7 separate regions of the Mus musculus genome follow, and all the other regions are linked to region 1. A link is a loop called in an ENCODE intact Hi-C map of the cell type or tissue named here. Cell type or tissue: left cerebral cortex. All regions are shown on one strand.

The links. A loop is a pair of places that touch in the nucleus more often than their neighbours do. Peaks named below come from ENCODE experiments on the same cell type or tissue, not always from the same donor. Only the 100,000 strongest peaks of a DNase experiment are listed, where the experiment ranks them.
Region 2: a loop joins it to region 1, with 3 times the contacts of the local background. A loop is called at or near these places in 10 of 42 quality-filtered maps.
Region 3: it touches region 1 in a loop (4-fold over the local background); 2 of 42 quality-filtered maps call a loop at or near these places.
Region 4: it touches region 1 in a loop (2.7-fold over the local background); 2 of 42 quality-filtered maps call a loop at or near these places.
Region 5: a loop joins it to region 1, with 3 times the contacts of the local background. A loop is called at or near these places in 4 of 42 quality-filtered maps.
Region 6: a loop joins it to region 1, with 4 times the contacts of the local background. A loop is called at or near these places in 7 of 42 quality-filtered maps.
Region 7: a loop joins it to region 1, with 5 times the contacts of the local background. A loop is called at or near these places in 19 of 42 quality-filtered maps.

The regions. Positions count from the first base shown.
Region 1 is chr3:137,751,588-137,755,587 of GRCm38, forward strand. No RefSeq gene overlaps it. Among named protein-coding and RNA genes, the nearest start is that of Mir6380, 30 kb to the right of the region's middle. In left cerebral cortex, CTCF peaks have their summits at 929, 1,509 (motif pointing left) and 1,708; DNase peaks (open chromatin) are centred at 1,012 and 1,470; H3K4me3 peaks cover 732 bases; H3K27ac peaks cover 1,356 bases.
Region 2 is chr3:137,144,432-137,148,431 of GRCm38, forward strand. No RefSeq gene overlaps it. Among named protein-coding and RNA genes, the nearest start is that of Gm26107, 79 kb to the left of the region's middle. In left cerebral cortex, a CTCF peak has its summit at 1,773; no DNase peak of the experiment used is centred here.
Region 3 is chr3:137,478,063-137,482,062 of GRCm38, forward strand. No RefSeq gene overlaps it. Among named protein-coding and RNA genes, the nearest start is that of Gm4861, 73 kb to the right of the region's middle. In left cerebral cortex, a CTCF peak has its summit at 2,091; DNase peaks (open chromatin) are centred at 1,912, 2,807, 3,297 and 3,993; H3K27ac peaks cover 2,876 bases.
Region 4 is chr3:137,545,256-137,549,255 of GRCm38, forward strand. It overlaps a transcript of Gm4861 not described here. Among named protein-coding and RNA genes, the nearest start is that of Gm4861, 5.4 kb to the right of the region's middle. In left cerebral cortex, no CTCF peak of the experiment used is centred here; DNase peaks (open chromatin) are centred at 2,477 and 2,952; H3K4me3 peaks cover 788 bases; H3K27ac peaks cover 789 bases.
Region 5 is chr3:136,893,899-136,897,898 of GRCm38, forward strand. All of the region lies in intron 8 of Ppp3ca (protein phosphatase 3, catalytic subunit, alpha isoform), which reads left to right. Among named protein-coding and RNA genes, the nearest start is that of 1700006H20Rik, 59 kb to the right of the region's middle. In left cerebral cortex, a CTCF peak has its summit at 1,780 (motif pointing right); a DNase peak (open chromatin) is centred at 1,774; H3K27ac peaks cover 794 bases.
Region 6 is chr3:137,558,813-137,562,812 of GRCm38, forward strand. No RefSeq gene overlaps it. Among named protein-coding and RNA genes, the nearest start is that of Gm4861, 8.2 kb to the left of the region's middle. In left cerebral cortex, no CTCF peak of the experiment used is centred here; DNase peaks (open chromatin) are centred at 2,126, 2,466, 3,004 and 3,352; H3K27ac peaks cover 1,541 bases.
Region 7 is chr3:135,884,816-135,888,815 of GRCm38, forward strand. Slc39a8 (solute carrier family 39 (metal ion transporter), member 8) reads left to right here. Exons shown (of 9, transcript NM_001135149.1): 9 at 1,990-3,757. The coding sequence ends at 2,139. Among named protein-coding and RNA genes, the nearest start is that of Gm31243, 15 kb to the right of the region's middle. In left cerebral cortex, a CTCF peak has its summit at 1,947 (motif pointing right); DNase peaks (open chromatin) are centred at 1,956 and 2,963; H3K4me3 peaks cover 213 bases; H3K27ac peaks cover 235 bases.

The DNA.
Region 1 (4,000 bases):
AAGGTGAAGCAGCTCCTGTCAAAACAGCAAAAGAAAGCCTGAAGGAAAAAAAAACATGTATTAATGCCCCATAGGACATTAATGGCTCTCTGTCCGACTTCGGAGTCATGGCACCTTCATGAGGTGCTTTGGTCTGTGAAGTGCCTACAGTTTGATTTCTTGGTTTATGCTTTTAGTGCACGGACTTCATTTACTTATCTGGGATGTGGGCTTAAGCTGAAGAAGTCTGGGATGCAGGCAGTGGGCCCATCGCCGTTCTGAAAGCATCATTGAATTCTGACTCACCATTTATAGACACTGCCCTGGGCACTGTGTCACTCCCCTCACACCCCATGTCCCGGGTCACTATACCCCTTTTTGGTGCCTGCAATGTGATGACGAGCCATGTCATCAGATAAACTGCTCTCTTCTCTTCATTTACTTGATGTAAATACAGCCGGTGGATGTCACACCAATCAAACAACGCCCGCCCTTCGGCTAGCCAGTGCTTTTCTGCTACTTTGTTGTAAGCACATTGGACCCTCTGAGTCAGGCAAGATACATTGTAGACAACTGCTGGTTAACTCACATCTGAGTGGTTAAATTTAGACTTTATTCTACTGTCCTGAAAAGGGCTAGTTCCCCTTGGAATGTGGGTTTTGTTCCATTCTTGCCAAGTTTCCTGTAAAACTTTTTTTTTTGTTTTGGTTTTGATTTGTTGTTGTTGATGATGGGATGTTTTTGTTTGTTTGTTTGTTTGGGGGGTGTGTTTTTTGTTTTGGTTGGTTGGTTTTGGTTTTTCGAGACAGGGTTTTTCCTTATAGCCCTGGCTGTCCTGGAACTCACTCTGTAGACCAGGCTGACCTAGAACTCAGAAATTGGCCTGCCTCTGCCTCCCAAGAGAGAGGCAAGCCGCACAGGTAGCAGATCCCAGACTGTGGTTCTGGGACTGGCCAATGGAGGGCTCCACGGGCCAATTGCAAGCTGTCTGACTGAAGGCTCTGATCTCTCTCAATGTCTCTGCTAAACTGAGCATTTTTAACAACTTCGTACAGTCGCTGTGAAGCATACAGCGCATATTAGTATTTCACATGTGTTCCTTTCCTTCTCTTCTACCCCAGCCCCAACCCCCAAAATTAACGTTGCCAATTAAATTTGCCAAATAAGGCAAAGGCTACTGAGGTCGATTGCAGCTGCAAGATTAAGTCTCTCTGTCCCACCCAAGTGCTTAAGAAGTGTCCGGCACAATCCAAACTCCAAAGGATGTTAAATGCTGTTCCCCTGCCACCCACTCTAGCCGCCAGGGCCCCAATGCACATTAAAATAAGATTAGGGCAATGATTTAAGCTGAAAATTGGGCTGCCAGAGAAAGCACCGGCCTCACTCCTGGGGGATTAACTATACCTATGGGTACAGAGGCAGGCGCCTCCGGCTAGCTGACGTCAGCGCCCCCGGGTTGTTTTTGCCCCCCGCAGTGTGGGAAGGAATGGGAGTGGGGAGGATGCCGGAGTGCAGTGCCTCGCCAGCGCTAACATAGCCCACTGGCGCCCTCTCGTGGTACTCAGTCGAGTTGTTTCCTTTAAGAAAACAAAGCCAGGAGCCTCCGAATAGATAACTAATGGGACTTCCATACTTGTCCTCCTTCTCTTCCCAGGGTATGGAGAGTTTCCCAGCACGGTCACGGTCACAGAAAGCTGCTGATGAGAGAGTACTGGTACTGCTTTGTGGCAGACCTGAACAAACATCCAGTTTAGGAAGTGATAAGGACTTCAATATTTGGAGAGAGTTCTGGAATGTTCTTAGCAGTCTTCACAAAGAAAGCAGACTGCAGCAGAGGAGAGAGATTTAGACTGCCCTCCGTGAGCCAGCTTCTCATGGCGACAGCCTGGCTGACACTGCAAATGAGGCCCTGTGTTAGATCCACTCCACAGACTTAAGACAAGGCGTGGACCAGAGTCTCCAACAGCCTTGCTCAACAACAAAACAACAAACAGGAGGCAGTTACAGCTCCCGCCTTTCTACTTCCTGTGTCTATTTCACGAATCATGCCGAAAATAAGCAGTTAAGCTCTATCGTGCTGAGGAATAAATAATAAATGATTCTGACTCGACAGCAGGCAGATCTGGAGAGGAGAAATATTTTGTACACGCTGCCTTACTTCAGCAGGTGAGAGGAAGAAGACGCGTTCTGCAGACCTCCACCTGCCAATGAAGCACTGTGGTTCACAGGAGACAACATTCACTCACATCCCAACACAACCAGAAACATACACACACGTGTACACACACACATACATAGACACACAGTCATACACATCACACACACAGACACACACAGACACACACAAACATATACACACACATACACACATGCATAAACACACAGTTACACATACACACACAAACATATACACACACATACAAACATGCATAAACACACAGTTACACACATACACACAAACATATACACACACATACACACATGCATAAACACACAGTTACACATACACACACACCAGAAATGTAACTTGGTAATGTTTGATTAAGGAAACAGGAAGCCATTAGCTATCTCTGAACTCTGAGCTCCTGTTACAAACCACCACATCAACAAACTGAACGAGTATTTATTTGTTCACTTATTTATTTTGAAACATATTGGTTCCCTGAAGCCCAGTCTGGCCTTGAACTCCTGGTTGTCCTGCATCTGCCTTCTGAGTTCTGTGCATTCATACCTAAGCCACCACACATAACAGGTGTATATGTTTTGTCACAGAAAGCAGGGAGTTCAGTCCATCATCAACAGCCCCATCCTTCAACCAGTTATAGGCAGCCTCCTGCACTGGTTTGCCTTCTGTTGATATGATAAAACATCAAGCAAAAAAAACAAGTGGGGAAGGAAAGTTTTACCTTACCACTTATAGCTCACCATGAAGGAAACTCAGGGTAGAAACTAAGGACGACCCACGAAGACAAAGGGAGCAGAAGAGCAATCGGGGCCTGGATGGCTGTGAACTTCTGGGACTTAGCTTCAGAGAGATAGCTCATCGTATTGCTACAGGGGTGAATTATATAAGAGTTCTGAGGGTTGCCTACAGGAAGAGCTGATTGGTCACAAAACAGCACCGAATTATCATCTGGACAAGAAGAAGAGCCAAGACTCGTGTACTGAATCACAAATCACCTGCAGGAGACTCTCGGCAAGGTCGTCTCAGAATAAGACATCTGAGCTGAGAGATGCTCTCCCATTAAGGCTGGGCAGAAAAGAGGAAATCCCACTGAGAAAGGGTGTCCTCCATGTGCTGACCTTGGAGAGCTCTCTGGACATGATGGACTGAGACCTTAATAAAAGGGTCCTCCAGCAATAGTCCAACACCTCAGTTTCATGTTTCTAATCTCCCAAGACTAAAGGAGATGATTACTGGAGGGGGATAGTAGGGAGGGTGGTATTTGCTTGCTTTGAGACAGGGACTCACTCTGTAACCCTGGATGGCCTGAAACTTGCTATGGTAGACCAAGCTGGCCTTGAGTTATTGAAGATCTGCCTGCCTACTTCTGCCTCCTGAGTGTGGGGATTGAAAGTGTGCAGTATTCCTGTTGCTTTTAAGACACTCACTCTGTGGCTAACTTTAAAGGCAATCCTAGGAAATTCATCAAAAGACGTGCAACACAAAACATGTCACAAGTGGCCATATGTGAAACACAGCAGAAGATGATAATTTTGGATGCAGCCATGAGGAAAGATGTCTTTGAGCATGTGACATTGTAGCCGGTGGTATCTGGAAACATCCAGGAAATGGTAGGAGGAAGGTCAGCGGAAATAAGACCTAGAATCAACCAGAAAAGCATTATTTTGGGACTACGGCTCTTTTGACTTTAGGATCCTTAGAGTTATCTCAAAGTGTGTTCCTTGGGCTCTCACACGGTCCAACCACACAAATCCACACATCAGCCATGACTAGAGAAGGATGGCTGAAGGGGACTCTTGGTCCCTGATACCTCTACAAATCAGAGCAGGGTCTGCC
Region 2 (4,000 bases), 610 kb before region 1:
AACTTCTTCCTCTGGGAGGAAGGCAAGAATATTAGGGCTCTCTCAACGAGGGGGTGGTGTACAGAAGAAAGGGTTACCTCAATATGAGGCTGAGTGTACACAATTTCAGTTTGGAAATATGTATGAGTCTCAGAGCTTTCAGCTTTACCATCAGTGAAGACTCTGGTTTCATTGCACAGAATATTCTATGTACTCACTGATAAGTGGATATTAGCCCAGAAACTTAGTATAGTGAGATATAAGGTACAATTTGCAAAACACATGAAACTGAAGAAGAACGAAGACCAAAGTGTGGACACTTTGCCCCTTCTTAGAATTGGAAACAATCACCCATTGAAGGAGTTACAGAGACAAAGTTTGGAGCTGAGACAAAAGGATGGACCATCAAGAGACTGCCATATCCAGGGATCCATCCCATAATTAGCCTCCAAACGATGACACCATTGCATAAACTAGCAAGCGTTTGGTGCAAGGACCGTGATATAGCCGTCTCTTGTGAGACTAGGCCGGGGCCTAACAAACACAGAAGTGGATGTTCACAGTCAACTATTGGATGGATCACAGGGCCCCCAATGGAGGAGCTAGAGAAAGTATCCAAGGAGCTAAAGAGATCTGCAACCCTGTAGGTGCAACAACATTATGAACTAACCAGTACCCTGGAGCTCTTGACTCTAGCTGCATATGTATCAAAAGATGGCCTAGTCGGCCATCACTGGAAAGAGAGGCCCACTGGACAGGCAAACTTAATATGCCCCAGTACGGGGGAACGCCAGGGCCAAAAAATGGGAATGGGTGGGTAGGGGAGTGGGGGAGGGGGTGTGTGGGAGGCTTTTGGGATAGCATTGGAAATGTAATTGAGGAAAATACGTAATAGAAAAAAAAAAAAGAAGTATGTGTTTACCCTCTAAGTACAAAGCCGACATGTAGGTTCTTTGGTTTATATTTGTTTGCCAAACTTTAAAATAAATTCTTGTTATTAAAAACAAAAAAAAATATTCTCAATATATCTAGTTGTCCTTCATTAAAATGTCTAAGATTTTTGAAGGAGTTAAAACCACTTCAGAAATCCCACTGAAGTTCATTTCCACTATTATGACACATTTTGGAAAACTCACAGATCCTTTGAATTTTTATGGTTATGATTTTTTTCTTTACTCCTTGGTCCAGCATTTCAATCAAAATGGACTAACTAGTACTTCATAACAAATCACCCTTGAGACTTAAAACATGATTCCTTTCAGCGTGTGGTTTCTCATTCTCTTTCCTCTCTTGTGAGGGCTTGTCATCATGACGATGGCCCTAGGAAGCTCTGGGCTCCACTTCCTCAATGATTCGAGGTTAACAAGAGAGAAAAAGTGGAAAGTTTGTATGTGAGTAACAAATTCAGTGTCAGGAGTGTCCAGATAGGTGATTAAGTCCACAGAGCATTACTCCAAGGAGATGACATTGAGATAGGACTCGGCCTCAGGTGACTAACATTTCAAAACATCTCTGCCCATGACTATCCTTAATCATCAAAAATGTCATATTTTCTATATAGTGGCTGGGAAGCTACTCTTCTGTGGTAATTTTGAAATGCCTTTTTAAGTGTAAAAAAAAAAACACAAAAAGGAAGAAACACATTTTAAAATATGTGTATAAAGACATGCCACCTAAGCAGTTGTCAAAGTCAATTGTCAAGAATAATCAGCTCTGAAACTGATTATTGATTCACCATTCAATGAAGATAGTATTTTCTTTCTTCTCCACAAGAAACAACCCCCCCACAACATTTCTACCTATAGGTGGCAATATTGGTGTTTGTTCAAGTCAAGCACAAAAGACAGGATGAGTGGGGGAACATAGTTTAATGACCTAATTAAGAAAATGATTGCCTCTGGAATCTTTGAAAAACACAAAGCAACTTTTGAATTGGGGTCAGCTTACTCATCTTTATGGAATTTAGACTATCTTTGCCAAACACCCCCCACTGAATTATAGATTTGAGTAGGAAAGATATCCCTTCAATTGGGTGTACTAGCTAACAAGCCCCAATGTTATTGTCCTTGGATATAACATTTTAAACCATCAATAAAGCTAGACTTTTACTTGTGCTTCCTTTTGATACATTAGAATAGAATCTGAACTATTTGTCTAAGACCTGCAGCCATCGAGTTTAGTTTGCAGAACACAATGAGTTTCATGCTTTTTGAGACAATGATAATCACGAGTGACTCCTGTGATGAGAGGCCCCTGTGGCCCTTTGGTGTAATGCATATTAACTTTGTAAACTAAATTAACGTTTTGTGGAGCTCATAAGTCCAAGTATGCATTGAGTCAAGAGAAAAAAACCCCAGGGGCCCTATCCTACCCCTTTGCAAATTATAATGTAACTGCCGGTGGATAAGCTCAGATTTCTGTTAAGAATGGTTTATAGCTCTTGAATGGTGTGATTCACCATTAAATTACTTCTATATAAATTCTGTTGTACTCTCTATCTGAAGCTTGATTGTTACATTGTGGAGGGAAATGAGTTTAACTTGATAAATAATACATTGAAGGGAAAACAAAGAAATTTCCGAGATGAGAGGATATTGAATAGTTTGGTCAGAATAATATTGACAACAAAACTGTACGTTCTTAATTAGGTAATAAACATAAGCAACATGCAGTTTCTCTTACTTTATAGACCCAAGACAATAACCAGGAACCATGTGTGTAATTTAAATTAAACTAACTAAATGTAAAGCTTCAGTTTCCTGATCACACGAGCCCCAGGTTAAGTGCTAGGCATCCTCGTGTGACAGGTGTAATGTTCTATATCTATGGAGTGCCCTCACCATTGCAGAAAACACTACAGGGCAGGACAGCGCTGCTCAGTACTGTAGATTCTGTGTATAATGATGATCTTATTTTCCTCAGTAGCCACATGACACTGTCAAATGGCATCCAGAGAAGATTTTCTGTTTAAAGAACTATAAATGAAAAATTCTAGGCAAAAATGGGAACTAAAGTTGACCACTTTGCTTCATAGTAGAGATACACAGATGCCAGGGCATATGAAAGGTGAGACGTGACATGTGATGTATTGTCTATAGTTCAGCTTCCAGCTTCATCTCTGGCTTCTCACTCCCTTCCTTCTGAGTGTAGAATGGCAAAGCCTTTGGCCAGAACTACGTGCTGCAAGGGGAAGCCTTGTCCCGACAATGGCCTTACAAGCACGCTCTAAAGATTAACCTGACATCTGTCTCCTGCTGTATGCTTTCATTAACATTAATTAATTCACTCCTTTTTGAGATTTCAATTTGCCTAGATGATCCATTATAAATTAGAAAATAATGTGCTCAGGTTATAATTTAAAACGTTCTCAGCTGATAGTTAATGAACTTGATTCAGGAAGGGTAAACTGAAAGAATGAATTTTTAATGCTAATTTAAAGGACATTAGTTGCTATGGACAGAATGATTTCATTGCCACTGTTTGAAGCAGGGAAATTAGGCTGCAGCTGCAGTGGCTCCCATAGGTAACTAGCAACATCTGTACTTGCGAAGGGGTTAAAATTTGTCTGGACAGCAAAGAGACGCAGAGATGCTTTTCTAAGACAAAGATACGTACATGGTTGGGAAACCTGGATACTCTTATCTTGTAAAGTTGTTCCTCCTAGTTCTCCTTGGGAACACAATGAAGCAAAGTCATATTCTAAGGCCAGATATGATCACTTGGGTCGCTTCCCTCACAAACAAGAGGCAAGACACTAGCCCTGCCTCCTTACCTCTGGCTGTTGTGAGCATTGTTTTCATTAAGTGCCAATCACTGTCTTATACTGAATTTGACCATGGGCCAGTGAGTATATAGATAACACAATTTGAACTTGTTTATTATTATTATTACTATTACTATTTTAGTTTTAATTTTTTATTTTTTGGGTGGGGGGATATGGAGAGACTGGGAAATGAGTGTGATCAGGGTGAAATTCCCAAAGAATCAATAAAAATATTATGTTGAAAAAAATTCCAACTCA
Region 3 (4,000 bases), 270 kb before region 1:
CTTGGCAGTCTTAGAAGCCTGCTACCCAACGCTTAAGAAAAATTCTTACATTTTCTACTTTGGTCAGTGTTGGGTCTAATATTTTTTCAGCCTACCTTCAGAATCCTCAGATAATACAACATGTGAACAAGATAGATCTCTGTGACAAGAAATGTTGGTTAGGTTTAGTTGAAATTATTATTTAAGCAGTGGTAGCAATATATAAGTTTTAAAAACTTGTCCTAAAAACCTTGAAGCATTTCCTACATTATCCATACTGTCTGTTTATACATGTGTGTGTTAATGTTCATTAATCTATTTGATTATATTTTCATTGCACATAAGATAACACAACAGCAATAAAATCATTACCATAGAGGGTAGAGAGATGTCTCAGTGGTTAAGAGCATGTAGTACTCTTCCAGAGGACCTTAGTTGAATTCTTTAACTATTGGTAATCCCAGCTCTAGCAAGTCTGATACCCTATTTGGCCTCCATAGTATCTGTACTCCTATTTACAGTCCCATATTCAGAAGCACACACATACACATAATTAAAAATAAATATTTTTAAAACATAATCACAAACAAAAATTGTGCCCTTAATAAATTTCAGGGCAAAAAGATCCTGGCTCTGATTGACTCAAGGAAGAAATCTTGTTACCATCTATACTTTGCAGATAAATAGAAAATGTTGCTTATTCTATCTGTGGGCTTTATTGTTATTATTGTTTTCAGATGCTAATAAAGGCTTTATGTCAAACAGGGACCCAGACCCCAACCAAACATTACTCATTAACCTTTCTAGTGGCTCTCTTGGAGCAGACAAGACCATTAATTGTTCATCAAATGAGAGGCAGAATCTGAATTGAAATCCTCATCACTGTCTCCAGAACTCTGGCTCCAAACCTCAGAGGTCACGATAAGCCCCAGAAGGTACATCTTTGTGAATTATTGGCTTTATAGGCCTGGTCCAATCATTTAGTTACAATTAAGTTCTACATCTAAGTTGGCCACAGGGTATTCTGAAGTCCAAAATAGAATGGTATATACACCTCATGATTATTAATAATCTGTGAGCTCATTCTCATTATACTTCTTCATAACTATCATCTTCACTATGCTAATTTATGCTATCACACTATGATGTCACTTAGTGTAACCCCCCAGAGATCCAGGATTCCTCAAAACTATTAAACACTCTTCCCAACTTGGAGGAACTCTCTGTACACTTTTGCTTTACCACTTACTATCTCTGCCTCATTCTTCAAGAAGACAGTAGATGAAGGAGAAAGACATCAGAATTAAGCAAACAAACAAAAACTAAACCAAAATCCAAAGGTTGGCTTGAATATCCATTTCAAGGCTCAGGTCCCTTGCCAAAGGCAGGACCATTGGAGATGCAGCCACATCCTGCTCTGTTGGCCAAAAATTAAGTTTGTTTCATCTTGTGTTTAGAATAAATGCCAAATACAGTCCAAATACACAGTCCAAACACACTCAGTGCCCTTTCCTCGGTTGTGCCTTGGAGAAAAATGCAGTCTAAAATAATATCTAAGCAAGGATAAAGGAAAGCAAATAGAACATGGATTACAAAGTAAACGTGTTCCTGGACGAGGAAGTGAACCAGGGACACATAGACCTTTCAGACTCACTTCTGGCTGTAGGAGCTGAGGAACGACATGGATTCATTCCCTACATGGATTTGCTTTGTGCCAGGGAGCCTTTATGAGCTATGTTTTTTTTCTCAACCCCCATATCTCTGGGGAGACATCGGGGTATTTTTCTGGCTCTAGTCAAACTCTCCTTTGACTGCATGCATCACTCTCTCCTCATCAGTTCCTACTTCAAAATGCTTTAATCCCCCAAAATGTGTTGCCATGGTGACTCTGTAGTTGCTAGAAGGTTTTTGTAAGTGGCAGCCATTCTCTTGTTTATAGTTCAGTTTCTAGAATTACAGCAATAAGAACAAACGAAGCCTCACTTGTTAGAACAGGAGGCAGGGTGCAAGCAGTGCTGGACAGCGGGCGTGGTGGAACCCAGATCCGTGGAGAAGAGAGCAGAGCCGGGAATGCTGACTACAGGGAGAACCATTCCTAAAGCTGCAGACAGAAGCCACTGTCGAGCACAGACCCTTCTGTTGCTGTCAGCTTAAATAATCTCAGTTTTCAAAAGCCCCATAAGTGACTCAGTCAACTGAAAAAAAGTGTCTAGGCTTGAGAGACCAGGGGTCAGTAACTATGGCATGCTGTTGAGCTATGCCCTGTCACCTGTTTTATTCTTGTTTGGATGGGTGTCCTACAGTCGAAAATAATATTTTACTATACAAGGCAGAACAAAAATGGTTAATATGCAACAGAATCACATGTAATGAACTATATATTTTATCTACCAAATATGTTTATTGTGTGTTAAAAATTGTAAGATCTTCCCCTGGGCAAAAAAAAAAAAAATCTATTATAATGCTCATTTGTTTTGTAGAGAGGGAAACCACTTTTCTTGTTTATTGTAGTAGTTTAACTAAATATCAACCCACACCTGTCAGGTTCACTTTTAAAAGGATGACCAGGAAGGATTCTTAATTTTTAAAGCAGAATTATTCTAGATCACTTTGTAGCTTCTGGATTAGATGATATTTTCTTTTCCATCAGTGGAAGGTCAACTTCCATTGCTTTCTGACAGGGATTGTGGACACCATGACAGACACAGGAAATTGTCCACCTGGAACTCATGTTACCCCTGTGTGGCTGTGGTCTTGTTGTCACTTCAGAAAGCTCTGTTCTCTGTTTCATCATCTAATTTTGTGTCAGTTTTCGAAGCAGGGTCTCATGTAGCCCAGGCTAGCCTCAAACTTGTTATGCAGTCAGGTTTGATCTTGAGTTCCTGGTTCTCTTGCCTCTGCCACCCATATGCTGGGATGACAGCTGTGTACACTTCTCATCCATTCTTAAATTGAATTAGGAGGGAGACAGAGGAAAAAGAAAAATAATCTTTTTCTTCCCAAAGACAATGACAGTAGGACAGCAGCTTCGACCTCCTTAATGATTTTCACACCTTAAAGACAACTTTCCTAATGATTTTCTGGAGGAAATTCTTGTAAATTTCATCAAAGAAAAAGAGAAAAATGGCATTCAAATTTTAATATATAAGGTGTTATACAAAAAATATGCAAGTTATATTAATGAATTTTGGATTTTCAGATATACTTTTTAGGATAAATATTCATATCTTATGTAAGAGCAAGAACTGGTTTATGATACTAAAATTATAGAGAGACTTGCTAAGGTTGAGCCTCCCACAATCTCTCCACCTACATTAGCCATCCTAGGAAGAGCAAAGTGTAGACTTCAAATTTACTCAGGGTACATAAGAAACAGAATTTTCAAGGCTGACTGTTTGTAAGTGATAACAAGCAGCATTTAGAAATTTAGAAACATCTTCTTGGTGTATTTGCTGTTCTTTCATCATTCTATTTGAAAGCAACAGGTATGTGTGTGTGTGCAGTTATACACCTGTTACTGTTAAGAAGAAAATACTGATTTAAAAAAAAAAAAAAAAAGATATTCCTTCCCTGGCTCAGCCATCTCTCATTTGCAGCCCAGAGTGGCTTCCAAACCTTCACAAGATAATAACCTTCTAATTATTTTCCCTTTTTAGAACTCACATTTGGAAGTGTTTCACCTATCAAATGGCCAAACTTAATTAACTAGATATTTGTTTATTTGTTACCATTCAACAGTGAACATGTATGTAGCTCTTCATCATTTCTTCCAAAAAGCTTGTGAACACTAGAATACTGTATAAATTGATATAATTTTCACAGGAAGACAGGAGTTGAGGTCTCAGCCAGAAATTGCAGCAGCTTCCGTGTCAGAATAAAACATACGGTTTCTGTAAGCTTACTAAAAAAAAAAAAATCCATAATGAACATTGCCTACAGGTCTTCATTACTAACACCCCAAAGATTTCAAGACACAGCTAAGAAATATGCCTCAAAGACATGGAACTGTGTTCCACAACTT
Region 4 (4,000 bases), 210 kb before region 1:
AAGTTTCTCTCCATTTAGCTTGAGGTTGGCTACTGGTTTACTGTATATTGCTTTTACTATGTTTAGTTATGGGCCTTGAATTCCTGATCTTTTCCAGACTTTTATCATGAATGGGTGTTGGATTTTGTCAAATGCTTTCTGAGCATCTAATGAGATGATCTTTTTTTTTCCTTTGAGCTTGTTTATATAGTGAATTACATTGGTGCCCTTTCCTCCTTTTCATTCAGTCCAAGACCTAGACCAATTCAATGGTGAGACCCACATTGGGAATGGGTTGCCCCATGTCTGGACCTGATCTAAATGACACCTCACAGGTATGCCCAGAAGCTCCTTTCCTTGGTGACTGTAGGTCCTGTCCAGTTGGCTGTTGATATTAGCCATCACAGGGATACTTTTCCATCAGTTCTGCAACTAACATCTGCCTCTAATTCTTCTTACTGAGCACTTACCAGACTGGGGGCCAAGGTCAGATTACATATCATTCTTTTTTGAGAAAGCAAGTATTCACTGAATGCCCATCATTCATCAAGGGCATGAAGTTATTTTTGAAGACAAGTAGAATGCTAACGAGAGATAGGTTGTGTCAGGAATCAACAAAACATTTGCGCATTTTCACCCGAATAACCTTAGAAACAAAGTCCATCAACTCTTGACCCTTAAGAACTTTTACTGTTGGAAGTGATGCTATTGGAGGGAAGGTACAAAGCAGCTGTGTGTGAAAATGCCTGGAGTATCAGGAACTTAGATCTGGATCCTTACTCCCCTCTCCATCTTATTCTGCTGAGTTATAGATCATTAACTATTTACCTAATGTCTTATCCTATTGCTATCATGAAACACCATAATCAAAAGCAAGTTGGGGAGAAAACCACTACTTAGCGTATACTTCCATATGGTAGCCCATCACTGAAGTCAGGACAGGGACCCAAACAGGGCAGACACTTGGAGGCAGGAGCTGATGCAAAGGTTATGGCTTGCTTCATAGTGCTCACTCATTCAGCTTTCTTATAGGATCCAGAACCTCCAACTTGAGAATGGCCTCACCCACAATGCTCTGGGCCCTCCCACATCAACCACTAGTTAAGAAGATGACAGATAGGCTTGCCTACAGCCCAATCTTATGGAGGCATTTCCTCAATTGAAGCCCCCTCCTCTCTGATGTGCCAAGTTGATAGAAAATTAGCCATCACACCTAACAGATACATGTCACTCTGAGTGCAGCCAATAATCATTGTTGTGATACATTATGGAAGGGGAAGCATTGGCCACCAAGAGAGAGTAAGGATAAATTTTCTGAATGTCTTCTGTGGATGTTTTTGAAAGAGCCGTAAATACTATCAATGGGATGGGATGGCACTGTGCGCTGAATCAACAAATACTTAAAACTGCTTAGCCATTAACTTATGTATTTAGACTGTGTGTGTGTGTGTGTGTGTGTGTGTGTGTTTGCATGTGTGTAGGTGTAGGTGTAGGTACACACTTGGAGATGTCCTCTTCGATTTCTCTCCACCTTTTCTGCTTTCTACTATGAGACAGGGTTTTGACTGTGTTTGAAGCTCAGACTCAGTACTATGACTGACCACCAAACCCAGAGATTCTCTTGTCTCTGCCTCCGCAGCACTGGGCTTACAGACCTGTACCATTATATTCATCTGTTTACATGTGTGATAAAGACCAAAGGTCCTCATTCTTGCCGTCAGAACTTTGTCCACTCATCCTACCTCCCAAGCTCTGCTCTGTATCTTGAACCACTGCAACACAGAGAGACTAGCATAGAAAAGCACAACCAATCAGAATGTAGAGGTGTGGGGTTCAGTCCTAATGGACACATCTACAAAACAACTGCACATTGCTGATCATTGGTGCGGCGGTGGTGGGGAGCCATTTTCTTTAAGGGCGTGGCCCCTGGTAGGTCCATCATGCTCCAGTGAATGGCCCCACACCAATGAATAGACATTCAACACAAATTAGTTATTAATTTCATACTTAATTAATTTAATAATGTATTAAATGAAAACCAATAAGAGAACAGCAAATTGGGGTGGATCTGGGATTTGGGGTGAATATTATCAAAATATATCCTATGAAATTGTTAGACTTAATAAAACTATGTATCTAAAACTTTGGTTGTTGTATAAACATGGAAAGTTGTATGATCGGACTGCTTAGTTTGTGCACTGGAATTCGCAGCCACTGAGCCCAGTGCACTACTGGTTCTTAGATGCCTCGTTTGCCTTTCCACTGCCAGAGCTAATGGCTTCATTCCCGGCTTAAATTTCTGTCCTCCTGTTAGGTGCCAGTATCCCAGCAAAGATCTGTTTTTTACAAAAGGAAAGTCAAATCGTTACAAATGTCCTGCTATTCTTGTGAGTCTGTGTCCCGCTGTGCGCTGGCCTCCCTTTGAAAGGCTGCACGGAGGATGAGAAGGAAGTCAATGGAGATTCTCCTGTGATGCAAACACTGAACAGAGGCCCCCCGCCACCTGGAACCCTGTGTCCTGCTGTTCTGCTTTTAGTAGTTCTGCTTGCAGTACTCCTTTGAAGTGTGTCCAAATGAGACTGTAAGTCACGAACACAAGCTGCCCCACACGCTCCGGGACCAAGACACACTCTTGTTCTCCCGTGTCTCATCTAAGGAATGTTTTAGCTTTTAAAGAAAAACTTACTCATGCTTCAAAGATGATATTTTCTCGGCAACTGGGAAGGCAAATTCTTGGGGGAAGAGAGAGTGGAGGGAGATGCTGACCACTCCGGTCCCTCAGGAGGTCCCTTTTCAGGTCACTTTCACCAATTAGCTCCCAAGGATCCTTGCTGACAGCAATTTATAGATGAAAATCCAAACCAAATGAGACCCAGCTGTGAGACAAAGGCTTCTGTGGTAAAAACCAGAGAACAGAGTGGAAGCTTTCTGGGAAAAAAATGTTTGGGAACTCCTCTAAGCAGCCCAGGAGGCCGGCTCTCTGGGGAATATGCTGCCTCGCTCAAGCTGTTTCCATTCTTGCTCCTTGGCTTTTTCTCCGCAGCCTGGTTCAGCTTTCTGCACGGAGCTCTGAGTCCCTTGGCCTTGAAGACTGAGCCTGAGCTTAAAAGCTAACACTTATTCCACCTAACCTCTTTGCCTTCTGGGTTTGTCCATATGAAAAGGATACAGAAAAGGTCTCAGGCAGAACTCTGAGGGAAAAGTCAGGCAAATAGAACGATAAGCTTCATGAATGGATATTGCTTTCAGTCTATGTCCAAGGCAAGGTTATCCGTTAATTTGGAAAAAAACAAAAACAAAAACTCAATTTTGATAACGGAGACTCTGTATGCTTTTAAAAATGATGAGGTGACCGCTGAGTGACTAAAGTGCTTCCTGCACAAGCAGAAGGACCTGTGTTTGGATCCCCAGTGCCTGTGTTTTTAAAAGTCCAGAAACAAAAACAAGTCTGAGTCTCAGTTCTTGAGACTCAGAGACAGGTAAACCGCTGGACCCCACTGGCCAATTGCTGAACTCCATTTTCAATGAGAGACCCTGTCACAAATGAAAGAAAGAAAGAAAGAAAGAAAGAAAGAAAGAAAGAAAGAAAGGAAGGAAGGAAGGAAGGAAGAAAGAAAGAAAGAAAGAAAGAAAGAAAGAAAGAAAGAAAGAAAGAAAGAAAGAAAGAAAGAAAGGAAGGAAGGAAGGAAGAGGGGAAGGGAGAGAAGGAGGAGAAAGAGAGGTAGGAAAGGAAGAAGGAAGGGGAGAGAAAGAGAGAGAAATAGAGAAGTAATTGAAGAAGATACTTCACACTTCACATTGACCTCTGGCCTTCACAGGAGTGAGCATTTACCTACACACACACACACACACACACACACACACACGACTCCTTAGTCCCATGATTACTGAGTTTTAGTTATACTAGGAGAATCAAATTCTTTGTATGATTTTTTTTCCAGAACTTAGTCTTCATAAACATGATATTATGTTCAGAACACCCAAGAACAGATAGGAGATTCTCATCAAATAGTAAAATGAC
Region 5 (4,000 bases), 860 kb before region 1:
GAAAGATGTATTCTTCCGTAGGAACATAATGTCAAAAGACTTTTGTGTCAGATTTCTGAAGCACTTTAAAGCTATTATGCTGGAAGCTTATACAATATATGGGGGTGGGAGTCCATTATTCGCTGCTGCCGTTCAGAGTGTTGATTTGAATAAAATCGATGTTAACTAGAATTTTAAAAAGCCATGCAATAAAATTGAGTTGCAAGACTCTCTACCACGTAGTCAATGGAAGAATAAGTCCTTATTCTTATTCCCTGTCAGTTAATCGTTGATAGAGACGATAACCACAAAGAACATTAGCTGTACTGTAGCTAGTGGAGCGACTGCAAAATAAGGCAATTTTAGGACTAATGCTAGCTGTGATCAGATGTGTGTGTAACATGCAGTCATTCCCGTTAGTGTCTTCCTCTTGCCTGTAGTTAATCGGCAGCTTTTGGAAAGTTGGTGGGGCTAAACATCTCACCCTGTGGTGGCTCCCTCGTTCACTAAGCCATTGCCTGTCCTTTCCCGTCTGCCTTATCACAGTTACTTTCTCACTCACCCTGAGTATCTTCTCCCTTCACTCGGACAGCTTTTGCGAGATGCCAAGGACAAAAGATGGACACTTAGATCCCAATTATCCTAGCCTGCAAGAGGTCTGTTTACATTTACTGGATGGGCATTGGCAGCTCTATAAAGTGAAGGGAAAAATATTCTGTAAATGATGAATGGAGCTGCTTTGGGGTTGCATGCTGCGCAACATGGAAATTCCATCGTCGTTTCGTAGTTCCTGTTATCCGCTGCCACATGCTAGTGCATGGCTCCTCGGGAGCTGCCAAGAAGATGGTTGTCCTTCAGCTGTTCATTTACAGTTTCACCACACAATACACAACACATCCCCTTCCTTCTTTTATAACCTGCAAAAGAAAACTTTAGCAGTTCTCCAACTTACTACCCAGAACAAATTTCAAGTTTACATCTAGCCACATATCTCTTCCCATTTAGAATAATTTGCTCACACCCCTATACCCATTTCCGTAGAGTAAATGCACTCAGAAGAACACAGCATTTCCACCCCTCCTTGTGTTTATTCGGCTCTGTTGTGTTATGTCATTGTTAGAGGCCAGTTGTTAGGGTCATTTCAGAGAAGTATTCACTGGAATCTATGTAGACATTTCACATGTGGGAAACTCATAAAATAGAAAATCACATATTAAGACATAAGATCTAATACACCCACTACATATTTTAATTAGTTAATTGTGTATGTATGTGTGTTCGAATACAGATGTGTGCTTGCTGTAGGATAACTGTGGCAGTCAGATGAAGGCTTTCAGGAGTCACTCGTCTCCTGTCCCCTTGTGGGACCTGAGCATTGAACTCACATCATCAAGACCGTGTGTCAGCACCTCTGCATGCTAAGCCATCTCACCAGCATCTACTCTGCATTTTAATCGAATCACTCCATATAGAACTCACGTGCCTTGGCTGGAACAGCATTCCCACTTCTGCAAAAAGCACCACTGCCTAAGCAGTGTAGCCAGTGTGGGAATTACAAGCCTCCAGCAAAGTAATACTGCAAGATACTTGCCTTACATTGTTCATTGCTGATGCAGTTACTGAGTTTCATTTTTCCAGATTGTATAGAGTGAAGTATTCTGAAAGTGCAGTGAAGAAACATAATGCATTTGTAAGCTAATTTAACAAAGTGTTTTAAAATTTATTTTATTTAAGTATATGGGTATCCTGCCTGAGTACATTATCTGTGCACCATATACCTGCAGTACCCAAGAAGGCCAAGAGAGGGCATCAGATCCTCTGGAACTGGAAGTACAGGTGGTTGTGAGCAACCATGTGGATGCAGAGACTCCAACTAGGACCTCTGGAAGAGCAGCCAGTGCTCTTAACCACTGAGCCATCTCTCCAGCCACTTAACAATTTTTACAGTATCCCCAAATAATTCTAATAAGAGTAATAAGAGCCAGTTTTATTGATCTGTTAATTGTATAAAATGAGCCTGAGAGGTTTTCTTAGCGAGAGGTACATACCCATTCTATCCAAATTTTGTTTTTGTTTTTCACTGATTAAAATTTTTATTTTATTTAATTTTTTGAGTTGCGATGCCACTTCTCCATCATGTTGAACCCTGAATCTTTCACACAGACCCACTATGGAGTGCTCTTTTGCTAGTTGAACAAGAACAGTTGGGAATGCACGCTTGACACACTAAATGCATTTATGATCAGTCCAGTGATTGATTAGATTATTACTCTGGGCCTACTAATCTAGTATTCTCCACACATCATTTAACACAGAAAAAAAAGGCATAACAATATATAATCAATGGGTGGCCGTTACTGCAGACTCCTAGAACGTCTTGACCTTTCCCCCGTGGTGTTACTCAGTCTTGCGTTCCTTTGCTTCCCTGGAGAATGGTGTTGCTGGTAGGTAGGAGGCCATGTGTAACAAGGTAACCATGCCCAGGAGAGAGTTACCTGTGTGCAGTTACAGGGCAGCCTTTCACTTTCTAGGCTGTGCCAAGCCTCCAGCTGGAGTTTGTGGTGGCCTCGGGTTGTCCCTGTGGTGGCATCCTTGTTCTGAGTCACTATTGAGTCCATGGACCTCATTTCCTTTCTGTGCTGACACAGTGCCTCTTTCCTCACTCCCGCCTGGGCCTTGCCTGTAGACTTCTGCTTGTGTATAATTAGCTCTGGCTTTATGTCATTTGGAAACGGTCTTTGACATTTCCCTACTCCCCTTTCCTGCCATCTCCCCTCATATTATTTATGGCCAATAGTAGTAAAGAGTCTTTGTCTTACTCATTGCATAGAAGAGACTAATCATTAGCCTATGAGGAACTCTGTGTTGGGTACTGGTTCACAGAGTAAACCAGTTTGATATCTCATACTAAAGAATATCACTGTGGTTAAATTACCTGGAATCTGAAGGCTTGAAGTCTAACTCGACAATGACATGAGCTTGCATTTTGCACCTAAGTGTGTGAGGGGCCTGCAGAGGCTTTCTGTCACCACATGTAGTACTACCATGGCTTGGTTAGTTACTCTTCGCCTAAGTCATTGATGGTCTTACAATCTTAAATGAAAAACATCAAACAGAACGTAGAAAGGAAACCAGAAACTAAAGGTAGAGTTAGGTTTAGAATGCAAGGGACCGTGGAATCTGTTCATATGAGGCACGGTATACTGTGGAGAAGTGTGCATGCCTAGAATAGACATGCATCTATTTACATAATAATAAATGGAAATCATATGGCCCGAAAGTAGTCATTAGGAGAAGATACACGGCATCTCTGACAAAGTCAGAAAGCCTTTTCCTGTGGTATAGTGCTCAGGTCATAGACTGCTCCTAGAAAGTATTGCAAGCACACGGGGCTTAGCTCAGGACTTTTCCTTCCAGTCTTTTCGCCTCCTTCTGTGAAGGTAGGGCTTTGCAAAGGAGCCTGTGCAAAGGGGATGGTGATGCTAGTTTGTCCGCCAGAGCATCCGTAGCTGGAGCAATTGGAAGGAAATCACATCCCGGATCTGTTAATGCATTTTTTCCTGTTTCTGGATAGAATATGGTGATTGTACTTCTAGCAGGCCGCCATTTGTATCTTTCACATTCTTATTGCTTTTCTCTCCCTCTCCTCCATCTCTTTAAGACGGAAGGAGATGATCAATTACAGATAAGGAAATGAAAGAAGTTAACAAGGGTGAGAAAAAGAATAAAATTCAAGATGTTTGCAGTCTCCCTTTGGATTTTGATGTTCTTGCCACTTGTTCTTGCTTCATTACCAGCTTCTCTGGTTCTTAATATAGATGGGGAAAGGTGTTGATAGCTTTTATTATTTCATGAATGAAACTTGTGTGTGTGTGTGTCATATATGCGCGTGCATGGATGCATGCGTAAACCCCTTGGTTCTAAAGCTCTCACTATAATCCAGAGATGCAGTGCATGGTGAGGCATTGCAACAGCATAATGCATATGCTATATTCCTTGGGCTCCACTGGATATTAAAAGC
Region 6 (4,000 bases), 190 kb before region 1:
AAAATCAAAACTCTAGAGGCTTGCAATTTATCAGTCAGATTTATATCAGTAAATTCTCACTCCACAAAACGCCCACACAATGAACTCAGAGCCAATTGACATTGATATAAGCTGCCCAGCTAGATAAGACAAATTGTCCTGCAATTCTTCATTCCTTATAAGATATTCATTGCTACCTGTGGCTATGTAAAGCCACACAGAATCTGGATCGTCTTCCTCTTCCTCCATCTTCCTTCCTTCTCTCCTGTCTCTCCTATCTCTCTCCTCTCTAAGACTCCCAGCCCACCTTCTTTATCCACTGCCTATTGATTGGTTCCTTGAAATCTTTATGCATTCGGGGAAGATTCTGCCATATCTTCCAAACCAAAGGCTTATCTTTCTTGGAGTACCATCAACGGTATTCATGCGCAGTAAACCCAGAAGTAGACAGTCATCAGTTTTCTCACCCTCACAGTCACCTCTCAAAGCGCCAAGCCTCTGTACCAGCCAGCCAAGTCAGCATTCTCCACTAAAATGCCTGTGCTTCCCCTCAGCCCTCCACCAAAATTCCCACATCCTTATCTTCATTCTTCTCTCTCCATTCTAGTCGCCCTTTGTGGATAATGGCCACACTGCACTTTACCTAGAGAATGCCCAAATTCATACCACAATTCCCATTCTCCAGATCCCCAGGGTCAGTCACACTATCCCTCACTCAATAGACCAACTGTTCCCACATTTAACAACCCTAGAGAAGTAGGTCATATCCATTCCAAAATATATTCTGATGCAGCATCATCTCCTAAGATAGCCCCTCTCAAACTCTTGATCTTATCTTTCAATGAGCTTCATATGTGTGTGTCTGTGCATTTCTCACATATGCTTGCATGGTTTTGTTTACATAGACTCGATGATAAGTCTCCTGCCCCTCTTATTAAGACTATTATCACAGCCAGACTGGGATCTCTGGATCCCTCAGTTAGCCACATCTAAGTAGCTATCCCCTCTGCTCCTAGATGTTCTTTCTCACCCTCACCAAACTTCCAATTCATCAAATTAAAACCCAGTATTTTCTGACTGGTGTACCCTGACTCAAATCTTTCCTTCCAGGTTCTCTTGCACTACAATTGAACCTTAACCTTATCTTTTGAAATAACAATCGTGTAAACTATGCTGCAGTGATAAACCATCCAAATATCAAAAGAAGTGCAGTTTTTGTTATAACACCTATGCTTTCTGAGTAGGCTGGCTCTGTCCTCCATGGTGTCTTTAGATGAAGTGGAGGCAGCTCTGGCTGGAGCCTCATGATCTGCTCACGGAAAGGATGTCAACACCACACAATGGCTTCCTAATCTTGGGAAGATCTAATCTGCTCCTATACTTTCTTCATCAAAGAAAACAAACTGCCAGCCAAGGGATAACTCTACCATGTAGAAAACCCCAGTAAAAGTGAAATAGCAGAAAGTATTTAGAACAGATAATACAATCTCCCAACCATCACTAAAATTATGGTACAATATCAAGACTATTTCCTGTTTTTATTACTTTTTTTCCTCCAAAACACCTCAGCCCCAGCAGGACTAGCATTTTGGAGGAGCTGTGTATGTTCCAGAATGCTAAGCAGAAGTTCTGTCTCCCTCTATCTCTACCCAATAGGTGTCATGTGCTCTACATTTACCCAACGTGTCAATAAAAATGGCTCCAGACCTTGGAAAGTCTTCCCTGGAGAAGCAAAGTCACCCCTCACTGAAAATAGACTAGTCTAGAGTCTATAGAGGGAAGAAGTGAGGTCGAATCATGACAGGATCTATGTGATATTGTGCAAGTTTAATAATTTATTTTAAAATAGCATTAAAAATACAAAAAAAAATAATCTCCTGCCTTTTATGGGGAATAAAAGCATTAACTTCAGAGGCAAAGCATACCAAGTTTTGCACCTTGGTTTCATTGGTCCATAAAACACTGCAAATGTTGCTTAACTCCAATAAACCTTAGTTGTTTTTTTTTGTTTTTTTTTTTTCCCCTCTTCAGCAGGAGGCAGTAACATTTCTCTTGCAATCTTCCAGTAAAAAGTCAGTGCATGGTTTTTGGCATATGGTGTATGCTAGCAAATGACAGCTGGCAGCAATGGGAAAACTTTCTCCAAAATACATAAAAGAGGAAATGTTCACCAAAAGCCTGACACAGAGACAAACAAAACCTGTGCCCCATTGTGCATGTGCACGCGTACACACAGACACACACACATACACACACACACACACACACACAGCCAAAGGTCTTCTCAGAAGGGTGGCACCACAGCCCTGTACAATACTGTCTGCATTTGTTTCTCCATAAATAAGATGTGTTGTCAAGAAACTTGAGCTCTGTGGATTTGCCATAAAACACATATCCTTGGATATGAGCAACAGGTTTTCGTAGCACTTTCTTGGATGTCAGCAGATTCTCACAAATCAGAGCAGCAAAGTGTAAAACATATGCCCTCAGCAACCTGCCAAAAACCAATAAAAGGAACCTGCAGAGAAGCCAAAGCTGAGAGGCGGGCAGCAGGCTGGGGCTGGAAGCCTCCATAAATTCCCATGGAGATGCACTTTCAGTGAGAGCCCGAGTAAACAGAACAGTTTTAAAGGATGAGACAATTCCTCATATGGCGGCTGCACACCACACAGTCGAAAACTGCAAAATGACAGGTCACTGAGGCATTTTTAAATCCAGTCTTTGGGGACCAAGAAAGGATGACAAGTCAGTTGTTTTGTGATTAGGAAATGGACCTCCCTGTGGTGGAACTGGCCTTTCATTAGAGAGTGGCATGTTACCATGCTCTCAAGACATGGGGCATTTTGTATCCAGGTGCAAAACAATTCTGTTTGCTTGCAAAGAAGTTCACAGAATAGTAACTATGAAAATTACACAGAAGATTAAAGTCCCCTTTATAAGGCAGCAAACTATAAATTCTATTTTCAAACTAGCATGAGTCATTGTCGCGTCTAAATAGAATAACCTCCTGGCTTTGTATGCTGTTTCTCCTCCTCCTCCCCCTCCTCTTCCTCCTCCTCTTCCTCCTCCTCTTCTTCCTCCAACTCCATAAACTCTTGGGAGACTTTCAAGTTGGTAGAAAGATTTAGATCCCAATACCCTAGAGACTAGAACATTTCCCAGCACTAACACAGCAGCACAGAGTTTGCGTTCCATCAAAACTCAGATTTCAACCCAGAGGGAATTGTAACTGAGCCCCTTTCTCCAGCAAAGCTGGGGACAGCCTGCTCAGAACATTAAGCTTTCTGACTCTGCTCTTCATCCCTCAGAAATCCAATGCCCTGAGGCCTGGATCCCAGGCATCGTAGGTGGCTCTCTTCTGCACCACATAGCTAGTGCCAATACTCCAGATCCCTGCTTGCCCCAGTGCAAAGGCAGCTCTCTCCTTACAGTGTCAGAGCATCCAAAGCACTCTCAGCAAAGCGGGCTCCCAGCTCAGACTCTGAATGCATCTGTCCTCTCCTCTTGCTGCATTTCTAATCCTGAAGTGGAAATTTGGCTTAATGAGCCCCAAAGGGCAGCCTCTGCCAAGCTTACTAAATTCTAAGGAGATAATTAACCAGATAGGAAAAAAAGTTTTAATCTTGCAAACATAAAAAAGATTGATATTGTATTATGTGCAACTAAAATTGCACAAGCAAAGCATCCCCCCACCAGCATTCAATAAAATAAATTAAAGGTTAGCCCCAAACTTAGAAATGAGTACCTGTGCTGGTCAGGGTTCTGGATCAGTTCTTGAGTATTTTTAATGACTGAAAGAGTACATACAAAGATGCCCATGCATGCATGCATTTAGTCAGTAAATCTGTATTCTGACATACATATTTACTGACCAGCCACCAGCTGGTTCTGGCCCACCAGAAATAATTAGTTTGTAAGGTCCACCGGAAGTTGTGATTTGAATATTTGATATGATAAAGGATCATAACAACACATAGGTATATCTATAATTTAGGGTCAAAACATAGCAGATTGTCATTCT
Region 7 (4,000 bases), 1.9 Mb before region 1:
TACTTTGATTTTTACAAATGAGAGCCTGGGTTTCGAGCTGAAGGGCAGCCTTCGGCCTCCCACTGGCTTCAAGGTCTTCAAGGCTGGGGATCCAGACCTTTTCTGGCCCAGCGTCTCTCGCTTTGTGAGTAACCTGTGCTAACAGTAGCTTGGAATGGCTGTCGTTGATTCTTTGATGACTGATCTTATGGATAAAGTAAGCACTTTTAATAGTGGGAGCTACTTTCTAAGGACTCCTTTTAATATGTGATGAATTAAACCCGTCTTCTCTTATAGTAGGCCTGACCCATCAGTTGCATAAGAATGTCACATTTAGAAGAATAAATAACTTGGTAGACGAAATACTTTTTTTATTCAAAGTGATTCACACTGAAAACTTTTGAAGTTAAGCTAAAATATTACACTAAATTAAGTAGAAATTAATATTGGACAATAAATATATATTTGAGTCAGTATTATTTATGTCTGTAGGTTGTGTGTGTGTGTGTGTGTGTGTGTGTGTGTGTGTGTAGAGAAAAATACCCTGTGTGTTTTCAAGCATACCTTGGACAGATTTCTAGAGAATGAAGTGTCAGAGTATAAAAAAGAGTATTTGGGTTATATTTAGAAATTAATGTATTACGTATAATTTAATAACATCTTTCCTTTGGATTACAAGCTCCAAACTGTAAGTGTCTGGCCCAGTTTGCTGTTCATCAAAGACCCTTAAAAAAGGCAGGATTTAGCTCTTAGACCCCCACAGTACTTACATTTTTCTGCCCAGAATTACCTTGCACATTGTCTTTATTCCAGATGGCCATTTCTTCCCATGACACAAAAAAGTTCTATCAAAGTTGGTACCTTTATGGAAGCGATACAGGTGATGTCCTATGTGACATAGTAGTTTCCTCATGTTAGAGATGTCACCAACTTTTTCCCTGTAAGAACTTCACGCCAGTTCTCTGACCTGCCTCTGGAGTCTGAAGATCCCTGGCATGGCTGCATCCAGGGTACCACAGCATTTATAACACATCATGCAATTTGTGTTTCTAAAACAGGACATACATGTCCCCTTGTGTAACCTTTGCAGTGGATGCTGTGGCTGAGAATGAACATTTATTTATTTACTAAAAACACCTAGGATTTTTATCTGTTTTCACTATAATGAAAGTATTATAATCTTCAACACTGGACCAATACACAATTTATTAAAAAATCTTGTCGCTCTGGGAGGAAAGAGCAAGCACAATGGAGAAACCAGAACAGTAAAGAAAGCTACTTCAAAGAACAGGTTCAGTCAGTTACACAAATGTTTTTCCCCTCCAGTCAGCCCGGAAAAATTATGAGATGGGCGGGGAAGCGGTTTCCATAAGTGTTTCTCTCCAGAGGAGCAAAGTCAGAATTTAAGCAAACAAAAATGTCACCATCTAACAAGAAAAAAACCCAACACTTCACCAACTCTGTGGTGGCACAAGGCAGGGTGATTATTAAGTCCAAGATCGTCATTAGTTACATAGTGACATAGTGACATAGTAGGGCAGCCTGGGCTAAGCAAGAAACAACAAAGTAAAACATGGCATACTTAAAAATACTATGAGATAAGAGGAACAATAGCATATCTAATGGGGATGAAGCAGAATATAGTATAGTATAGTATAGTATAGTATAGTATAGTAAGGGCTAACGGAAGTAAACAGAAATGCGTGCCTGAGGGTGAAACCCACCGGGTTGAATTCCTTAAAATTTGAGGTGTAGACAGCTGTATATGGGAAGAGAGTTGAGGAGAGAACGCATCAAGCCAGGTACATTCTATCTGGCTGTGTGACCTTTCGATAGTTTTACCGTGGATGCCGCAGAATACTAGGATTCCTCAATACCTGAAGCAAAACATTGATTGGTACGATCCAGTCCCAAATGAAAGAAATGCTCAGCTCCTGTGCAGAAACCCCAGACGAGCATTTCAGGATTCACCACAAGATGGCGACAGCCATTTAATAATGTGTCTTCTAGTTTCCAGAGATGAACGACATGCTGAGAGAAAAAGTAACTGGAAGACAAACGGATTTCACCTTCTTCATGATCCAGAATGCAGGGATGTTAACCGGCTTCACTGCCATCCTGCTCATCACCTTGTACGCAGGAGACATCGAATTGCAGTAGCCGGAAGTGGAGTATAACGTCAACGCGGGAAGGCATTTAATAACAACACAGAAACATCTCCATAGGGATTTTTGTTTTTTTAAAAGTATATCCTATTTAGTTAAAAGAGATTTTTTTTTTATTATTTTCAACTAAAGGCTAAGGAATCTAATGACTGGTTTCAGATATGTAGAATAGGTGAAATTTGTTGTTAAAATTTTTCCTTAAAAGGTTTTCGGTTTCAGACTGCAAAGGCTGGTGTATGGGGCCTTTGGTAAATACCTGGTTTTCAATATTTTATGCATATTAGAAAATTATCATGAAGCAAACACGTGCATTCACAAGCAGACATACAGATCCAGAGAAAAACACAATCTGGGTCATGTAAGGTTTCAGAACTTGCTTGGGTAAACAACAACAACAACAACAACAACAACAACAACAACAAAAACCTCAAGCGTTTTCAGAGTGGTTTTCTTCCAATTAATGTGTTTGACTGCTTTTAAAGGCAGGTGCATCAAATGAGGAAGAAAATCAAGACAGACAGCTCCAGTGCATGCAGGACCGATCCCAGTGCCTTAACGAACCCCAGAAAGATAGCGCACAGCGTTTGTTCAGCTTTATGTCTCAGTTGGCGACCTGTAGGATTGTTTTGAAAGCTAATACAAAGTAACATGAATTAGGAAAGGATGAAAGGCTTGCTAGCCCAGCAAGGCTTGGGCTCAGGGCTTGGTCCCTGAGTTATAAGCTTGAACACACCCTGCAGAAGACCAGAATTGCTTTGCTATGATTTATGCTGTGGTTCCAGCCAACAGAAATGCCTGAGGAGTATGCGAGACTGGTTAGAACTCAGTCTTGCCATGCTCTGGGATTGCTTTGTCATGGTGGAGAATATGTTGGGTGGGAGAGAGAAATTGAATGTAATTGTGAGCAATTTACTTTTTAAAAGATGAGCATAATTATTTAGCAGGGGGAATTTCAATAAATGCAAAAATCACAGCTGGGCTGGGCTGTGTCAGAGACTGATGGTGGAGGAGGCATGTGCTCATTAGGGGTGATTGACAGTCAGCAGAGACGGCTTCTTTTATGTGCAGTGTGCTTTGTTCCCATATGGTATACCGTTGGATGGAAAACCTCAGCATACTCTTTCTACCTTTCGTAAAACACACAGCTCACTGAGTGTTTGAGCACGTTGTAGACGATCAGTCTGAATTGAACATCCTAATTTCAATTCACACTCCCAAGTAACTTAAAAAAAAGATGATTTGACAGTGATGAGAATTAGTAATAGAAGCCAAGTTATCTCAGGAATTATGTTTTCCTATAAGCCCAAACACATTTTCATGTAATAACAGTGCAGATTTGATAAACTTTAACATATATGTTTATGTGTATTCTCACTTTATGACTGACAATTAAAAAATATTATTTGACCAAACAGTAAAAGCTTTTGAAACCATGTACCGTGTCAGTTATTTTTCTCTTAATATGTCTTTATTTTGAGTGACATCATGTGGCTGGTGTTATGAGAAGAGAGGCAAGTAGAGAACTGATGTTGTATTATTTTAAAAATATCTAGCAAAAAAATCCTACAAAGACTAATTTTTCATTTCAATAAACACAATCTATATTAGTATAACCTTTCGTTTCAGTGCTTAACAATCCTTGCTTTTTAAAAGTATATGCTGTGGGCTGGAGATATGGCTCAGTGGTTAAGAGCACAGACTGCTCTTCCAGAGGTCCTGAGTTCAATTCCCAGTAACTACATGGTGGCTCACATTCATCTGTAATAGGATCTGATGTCTTCTTCTGGTGTGTCTAAAGACAGCTATAGTACATTCATATATATATAAAACATTAAAAAGTACAGATTGTATGTATT